Linked DNA regions of Homo sapiens: all the other regions are linked to region 1. A link is a contact called in ENCODE Hi-C or POLR2A ChIA-PET data. All regions are on one chromosome and are shown on one strand. The core of a region is the stretch at or near the end of the contact, and the rest is flanking DNA. Distances in the headings are between cores, read along the strand shown.

Region 1 (2,545 bases), core at 13-2,512:
CACAGACTAAGGCAGGAGGCTGGGCAAGGGGAAGGGGGATACTGAGTGAGGAAAACAGAGAGGGCGGTGGAGGTGGCCACACAGTCAGCATCGGAAGCAGAGCTGGCATGTCCCTTCTGAGTCCAGCCCGGCTTGAGTCAGCGGGGAGGGGCAGGGAGGAGGGGGCCTTCCTGGGAGAAGGCAGGGGCCGCACCAAGTGCCCCTGAGGTGCCCATGCCGGAGAGAAGTTGGCTTCCTGGAGCCCCACTCTGTGCTACTGTGAAGGGCGGTTCCATCCGCCTAGGTTTTGTTAGTTCTGTGAGCCATACAGGATTAGCGTGCCCTGCAGTGCTGCAGAGACATCGGGCGTGCTCCCCTCCTGTGTCCTCAGCTTCTCCCCTGGGGGGGTGCTCACCAGCCCAGGGCCCCACCCCAACCCTAGAGGTCCCTGGGATTCCCTGAGTTCTCACCAGCCTTGGAGGCCCCGAGTCACCCCACGCAGTGCACGCACATCTGTGACACACTCCTCCCACACAGTCTCCCTCAGCCCCTCTTGACCCTCCTCCTCCTCAGACACACGCCTTTCCGGGGCCTGTACTTGTCAATCCCCAGACATCCCTGGCTGCTTCCTACATGCCCAGGCTCTGCGCTTGCTGGCCCAGGAACTGCCCTCCGTGCCTCTTCTGACTCTGTCACAACGGGGGTTTCTGCATCTGTGCTGTCTTCCCTTCTACTGTGGCTGAGGACCGCAGGTGCCACCCGAGCCCGAGCTCCTTGAGCATCCCTTGTGCCTAGAACATGCCAGGCACGCAGCACAGATGGGTGTCATTGGTCTGGGACATTGCCACGGAAGTCTCCAGCCCTCATGCACCAGAAAGAGAAGAGTGACAAGGATCATACTGAGGAGGTCAGGAACTCTAGCTGAGAATTGGTCTAAAGCAATGGAAATGGGAAATTCTGTAAATCCAAGCTCTGCTCCTTGGAATCATTTAGAAACTGGCCAAGGGCTAAGACATCCCTCTTGCTGCGTAGACTGTGATCATATTCAGGAGGAAAAGCACAACTCTCTGAGGGGACAAATTCTATTTGCCTAAACAGAGGTGAGGCTGCTGACACTCTAGAAAGTGTGAAGTGTGCTTTTGTGACCGAAGCTGGCCTCTGCATCCCCTAACTCAGCACCTCACAAAGTTTATAACCCTCACGCAGTGCCCCCGAGCTGCAGGTGACGGCAGGCCTCCAGGTTCAGCGGTGAAATAGCGGAGCAGTAAGATCTTACAGCATTACTTCCCCAAGTCAGCCGGAAGTTTTGCCAGCCCCGTGCTCCTCCCTGAAACCTCAAAAAGCCTGCTTCCAAGCCGCCTGCTTGTTCTTCCCAAGGTGGAGGCAAGACCAGCGCCCTCTGGCCAGGTGCGTTCAGGAAGGGGCAGAGATTACACAGGAATTCAGATGAGTTCCAGGGACGGCAGCTGCCAGGGTCCCGTCAAACGCACAGTCACAGGAGGGCTTCCCCTGAGTTGGCCCTGAGTCAGCCAGCTGGGCTGTGGTCTGCTCTGCAGCAGGAGGCAGCTGAGCAGAGCCTGTAACCCCTCAGGGGAGGCAAAGCTGCACCGCAGGGCGTGGAGGAGGTGCAGGCCGGCCAGCCCAAGGCAGATAACAGATGGCGACAGGGGCTTGAGGCTTGGCTTCTCTGCTGGCCTAGGTGTCTGGAACGGCTGGGCCGCCACTGGAGCCGTGGAAAGAGGGGTCTAAGTGTCTGAGCTTGGAATCAAGGTATTCCCAAATTTTCTGCTCGAAGCCCCACAAGTTTCCATTTTCCACCACAGCCAGTTGGATCAAACTTTGCACCATTCGCATCCTAGTGAAGTCCAATAGTCAGCCGATTTGGGGATTCTATGCAAAGCCAAACAGTGGCACAGACTCTAGGAAATCTACAGAATGAGCAGAACATGTCTTCATGACGATTCAAGGTCAGGCCCTGTGGACCAAGGACAGCATGGAGCACAGAGGCCAGACTCCGTGGAGCACAGAAGCCAGACGCTGTGGAACACAGAGGCCAGACTCCATGGAGCACAGAGGCCAGACTCCGTGGAGCACAGAAGCCAGACTCCTTGGAGAAAGGGGCCCCAGAAGACAAAGGGGCCAGCACAGGCCAGCCAAGGAGTACCTGAGACCTCAAAGGCGACACCAGGTCCATTTGTACCTGGGTATTCAATGTCTCATGTGCATTTGTTAGAAATTAGATAAAATCAATGCTTATTATTTTAAATAAAGACATCGTTTCTAACTATTTTAGTCATTAATAACCTGTGATCTTCCAGATGGGCCGGCCTAGCCAATGGGCGGTATAGCCACAACCCAGGTCCTCTGTGAGTATGATGAAGACATCACACAGAGTGAACAGCCTCTGAAACGTAGGGCTGTGAAGCGCGTCCACAGTCACCGCAGAGCAAGACCAGAGTACACATCCTTTACCAACCTCAGCTTCACATTCAACAGCGAGCGGACACACTGAAGTCTAGAGAGGCAATTTAGAATGAATGGAAAGAGAAACCTTAAGAGACAGAAA
Region 2 (2,545 bases), core at 1-2,500, 460 kb before region 1:
GAATAGAAGAAATTGCATTTCACATAGAGTGAGTATAGTTTCCTTAAATTATTTGCTTCAGATGCACTCACATACATACACACTTGATCACAATTATGTGTATTTCTTACTGGAGGTCAGACAGTCAAGGTCTGGAAGCCACTGTATTTTAGGAAGGAAAAGGAAAAGCAAACCTTCCTCCCAGGGAAGCAGATGAGGATAGAGGAAGCGGCAGTCAGGCCCTGGGGGGCTCAGGAAATGCTGGGGTTCCCTCCACAGTTTGTGTCGTCTGAGCACCCACCTTTGGAAATACAGTGAGGAGTCAGGGAGGAGACTTGTCTGCTCCTTTTACCAACCATCGGAACTTAACCCAGCGCTTAACTTGAGCTTCCTTGTGGGCACACGGCTTCAAGAAGGGGCTGCTCTGTTATTCATCCAGAGCGGCTTCACCATAGTTTAACATGGATTCTCCTCATTAAGCAGCTATATTGCTGGGGGAAAAAAAGGAACTGATAGGGTCATGTTCTTTTTTTTTTTTTTTTTTTTTTTTTTTTGAGACAGAGTCTTGCTCTGTCGCCCAGGCTAGAGTGCAGTGGCACAATCTCGGCTCACTGCAACCTCCACCTCCCAGGTTCAAGCAATTCTCATGCCTCAGCCTCCTGAGTAGCTGGGATTACAGGCACGTTCCACAACACCCGGCTAATTTTTGTATTTTTAGTAGAGGCGAGGTTTCACCATATTGGCCAGACTGGTCTTGAACTCCTGACCTTGTGATCTGCCTGCCTCGGCCTCCCAAAGTGCTGGGATTACAGGTGTGAGCCACCGCGACCGGACTGGTCATGTTCTTTTTGAAAATTGGAAAGATGAGTGAGCTATGCATCTATTTCAGTTACATTAAAATCATGATACTTTATAAAATTATAATACTTTTTTGATCATTTTAAACTCAACATTATCTTGAACCACATTTAAGAATGTAATAAATTTTATTTTTTCTTGTATCTTTTTGATGAAAATTGGACAACTATAACAATTATCTCTCTGCTGCTCGAATTCTTCGATCATTCCTGCACACGAGTCTAGAGAGTTGGTCCTGCACATATGTGGGGACCCTTTTCCACCCAAGCGACAGAAACTGCTGCCAACAGGAGCAAGGCCCCTGGGAAGCAGGCATTCCTTCTTCCTCATTGTCAGGTGGAAGGGGCCGCTGGGGGGATGGCCTTTCTGTGCTTTTGCATTCAGTGGCTCCACAAAGACCTACTTGCCACCTGGCCATAATAGGGAAAAACAACTGAGGTTACTTCCTGTTTCTCTTCATTTGTTCACCCTACTGTGACAGAGCAGACCTCATCCGCTTGGCTATCAGAGGCTGCAGCCAGGACGGAGTGCTGACCTAACAGGAAGAAGATGAAACCGTTTTGAAGGGAATTTCTTTACTGATGACTAAACAGGTTCCCTTCTCCTATCCTGCCGGCCTGAGAGAGACTACGTGTTGGCAAGAGTTAGGCTAGAGGTTTGAGCCTTGGTTCCCTGACCTCCTGATCTCTGACGGTGGCCAAGTCCATGAACCTTTCCGGCCCTCCATGCTCTCATCTCCAAAATAGCACCTGCCTCATAAGTGGGTCAAACGAGTTAAAGGAGTCAATATCTGCCCAGTATTTGGAGCAAAGTCTAGCAGATACTAAATACTTTACAATGATTAGTAATTATTGTCACCTCTCACTTAGTCATTATTGTCACCTCTCATATGCTCAGCAGAAAATGTTTTAAAATAGCTATAAACAATTTATCAAAGAAGAAGTACAGGCCAGGCACGGAGGCTCAAGCCTGTAATCCCAGCACTTTGGGAGGCCGAAGCAGGTGGATCACCTGAGGTCAGGAGTTTGAGACCAGCCTGGGCAACATGGTGAAACCCCGTCTCTACTAAAAATACAAAAATTAGCAGGGCATGGTGGCACACACCTGTAATCCCAGCTACTCAGGAGGCTGAGGCAGAACTGCTTGAACCCGGGAAGTGGAGGTTTCAGTGAGCCGAGATTATGCCACTGCACTCCAGACTGGGCAACAGAGTTAGACTTTGTCTCAAAAAAAGTATATATATACACATATATCTTTAAACATATATATATATTTAAAGATAGATATATATAAATATAGATAGATATATACAAATATAGATAGATAGATATAAATATATAGATATATATAAATATATATAGATATATATAAATATATGTATATATAAATATAGATATATAGATATATATAAATATAGATATATAGATCTATAGATATATAGATATAGATCTATAGATATATAGATATATATAGATCTATATAGATATACAGATATATAGATCTATATAGATATATAGATCTATATAGATATATATATCTATATATCTATATAGATATATAGATCTATATAGATCTATATATCTATATATAAATATAAAGATATATAGATCTATATAGATCTATATATCTATATATAAATATAAAGATATATATATCTATATAAAGATATATATATCTATATATAGATATATATACATATATATAAATA
Region 3 (2,545 bases), core at 15-2,514, 330 kb before region 1:
ATATTTAAAAGCAACGCTGGGACATGTACTCACTTTAGCTGCGTCAGATATCGAGTCCCAGTTTCCCCCAGAAAGGGCATACTTCCCACTGCCGATCCGCGCCAGAATCTCCTCAGGGGTATCGTCTGGCCCATTTGCAAAAGGGGTAAATCTGTATAATTAGACAAATTTGTGGTAATGAGCTTGTATTTTACAACCTAAAATAAAGTTTGCAAGTTGATATCACCCCTTGGCTGTTCAAAGGAATAGCACTTTGCTTCTCCCTCCTCTGCTCTGAAGCCAGGATTCATGGGAAAGCGGAACTTACCTCTAACACTATGCCCGTTTTCCTTCCTTAGCAATTGGGTGGCTAGAGGTTGATGGGCAAGTGGGAGAGCCCTGTGAGACCTGTGCTGTATCCCCTCCGGACCCAGGTAAACTGGGATGGGGTGGCCTAGTGAGTTGCCTGGTGCCGTGGTTTCCACGGTGATGGTGTGGCATCATGCGAGAGAGCCTGAGACGTGGAGTCTGAGAGACCCACGGTGGATGTATTCCCAACTCTGTGTTCTTTGACAAGTTAACTTTTTGAGCCTCCACTGCAAATGCAGAGTGTATGCACAAATACACATACATGCTTGGTGCAGCTCTGGCCATATTCCAAGCGCGTGGGAGGTGTTCATGGTGTCCCACCTTAAAACACACCCACACACTCCTAGGAAAGGAAGGACACGTGTGCTGCCAGCGCTTCCTCTAGTGGGAAAGTGTGTGATCTAGTTTTCCGTATAGGCAAAGTGAGTATTAGAAGCGTCACAAAGTAACCTGACTGTGGTATTGGTAAGAAACTGAGGTTCCTTCCTTTGCTACTGCAGTCCTCAGGGTGCGGCTTCAGGGCCTGATTTACTCTCCTTCTGCTGTGGACACTACCTGTTGACTTATGATGAAATAAGTGAAAAGCAGGCCAAGCTCATTCATTCTCATGAGGGCATTCAAGCCATTTTGCTACAGCAAACAGGATTCGATGGTCTAGGGTTCTTTTCTTTTTGCCTCCATTCAAGTATTTAATAAACGTAATAGGAACCAGCGGATCTTGTAAGATCCTAGACCTTCCTGCCTAGAAGCAACCATGGTGTGTCCTCTTCTCACTCAGGGGAGAGGGAAGGGAGGCTGGTACAGGTTAAAGTGTTTAGCCCAGAGTCACGGCTAGTGGCGAGTGGGGCTCAGATGGAAGTCAGCTGTCTGGATGGCAGGCCCAGGCCACTTTCTGTAACACCACGTGTCTTACCACAATGAACCGGCCCGTGCATGACTCATGACCACGAAACCCAGGTACAGATGCTGTTTGACCCTGAAGCTGCTATGGGGCTTTCGGTTTAAGAGGATGTCTGGAAGGCACATCTGTTGCTACCTTTTAAAACAGTGGCAGGTGCAGCAGAGAGAATGGGGACTATGCTGGCAAAAGACTTGATGTTTTGTTCATGAGCTGAGTTTAAAGAAAATGGGTGGCTACATTTCTTGTCCTTGTTGTTCAGTTGTCCTGAGGGGCTAAGAAAGTCTGCGAGTGTTCACTCAAGGCCTGGGAGTGTTTGCATACACGTTGGGTTTGCCCACATGCGCACACTAGGACAGGGCTGGCCCTGGTCCCCTGACAGATCAGCCACTGAGGCTGCTGCCCTGTGTCTCCTCCTGACACCTGTTTGAGGTGACTGCTTACCCTGCCAGCATGGTGTACAACAGGATCCCCAAACTCCAGATGTCACACGCCGCATCATAGCCTTGACGCTTCAGGACCTAGGAGGGAACGACAGGACACCGGCACGCCCTTCACTAAGGACATTCAGATTGACAGCACGTTTCTCCAGCGGCATCCTACGCCGGCAAGCTGGGGACCAGGAGGAGGGCGGTGCCATGTCTTCGGTGTGACCACTGTTTCTTAAGGCAAAGCCAACCCTAAGGTACTGCAGTGGGACTCCTCCCAGGCCAGCCACATGGTAAACTAGTACTCTTTCCAGACACATGACAGACAGGCTGAAAAGGAGGGCCTTAATTTTTAAGGCAGAAGGATTTTTCTGTTACGGTAAAATATGTATGACATAAAATTGACCATCAAAGCCCTTTTTAAGTGCACAGTTTAGCAGCATTAAGCCCATTTACATTGTGGTGCCAACATCACCACCATCCATCCACAGAGCATTTCACCTTCCCAAACTGAAACTCTGTCCCCATTAAACAACAACTCCCTGTCCCCCAGCCCCCAACACCTACCCTTCTACTGTCCGTCTGTGTGAATCTGACTCCTCCAGGGACCTCATAGGAGTGGAATTATGCAATGTTTGTCTTTCTGTGACTGGCCCATTTCACTTAGTATAACACCCTAAGCTTCCTCCAGGGGTCAGAAGTTCCTTCCTTCTGCAGGCTGGACAATGTTCCGCTGTGTGTGCATGCCACGTTTTGCTTACCCATTCATCCACCGAGGGACACTCTCGTGGCTTCCACCTTTTGGCTGTTGTGAATAGTGCTGCTATGAACATGGGTGGACACATGTCTCTTTGCGTCCCTGCCTTCAATT

What was found. A loop is a pair of places that touch in the nucleus more often than their neighbours do. ChIA-PET counts read pairs that join two places held with the same protein, here RNA polymerase II (POLR2A). Pooled maps may share reads with other maps.
Region 2: a map with no recorded cell type shows a loop between it and region 1 (2.7-fold over the local background). The contact joins two enhancer-like sites. A Hi-C loop is called at or near these places in 7 of 37 single-sample maps with no recorded cell type and 3 of 50 pooled maps.
Region 3: a loop to region 1 is called in a map of naive thymus-derived CD4-positive, alpha-beta T cell, with 4 times the contacts of the local background. The contact joins two enhancer-like sites. A Hi-C loop is called at or near these places in 1 of 168 maps with a recorded cell type or tissue (naive thymus-derived CD4-positive, alpha-beta T cell), 3 of 37 single-sample maps with no recorded cell type and 8 of 50 pooled maps. POLR2A ChIA-PET finds 5 or more read pairs at or near these places in 1 of 52 experiments (common myeloid progenitor, CD34-positive).

The regions. Positions count from the first base shown.
Region 1 is chr6:166,749,894-166,752,438 of GRCh38, forward strand. It overlaps a transcript of RPS6KA2 not described here. Among named protein-coding and RNA genes, the nearest start is that of RPS6KA2, 120 kb to the left of the region's middle. Within about 2 kb of position 1,263, at least 2 of the 41 ENCODE cell types and tissues checked have a DNase peak (open chromatin) inside an H3K27ac peak, as active enhancers do.
Region 2 is chr6:166,285,666-166,288,210 of GRCh38, forward strand. No RefSeq gene overlaps it. Among named protein-coding and RNA genes, the nearest start is that of PRR18, 21 kb to the right of the region's middle. RefSeq lists an enhancer at 1,385-1,554. Within about 2 kb of position 1,251, at least 5 of the 41 ENCODE cell types and tissues checked have a DNase peak (open chromatin) inside an H3K27ac peak, as active enhancers do.
Region 3 is chr6:166,418,192-166,420,736 of GRCh38, forward strand. It overlaps RPS6KA2 (ribosomal protein S6 kinase A2), which reads right to left. Exons shown (of 21, transcript NM_021135.6): 18 at 1,691-1,767; 19 at 34-151. All of the region lies in intron 1 of LOC124901460 (a long non-coding RNA gene), which reads left to right. Among named protein-coding and RNA genes, the nearest start is that of MPC1-DT, 36 kb to the left of the region's middle. RefSeq lists an enhancer at 1,331-1,400. Within about 2 kb of position 1,265, at least 5 of the 41 ENCODE cell types and tissues checked have a DNase peak (open chromatin) inside an H3K27ac peak, as active enhancers do.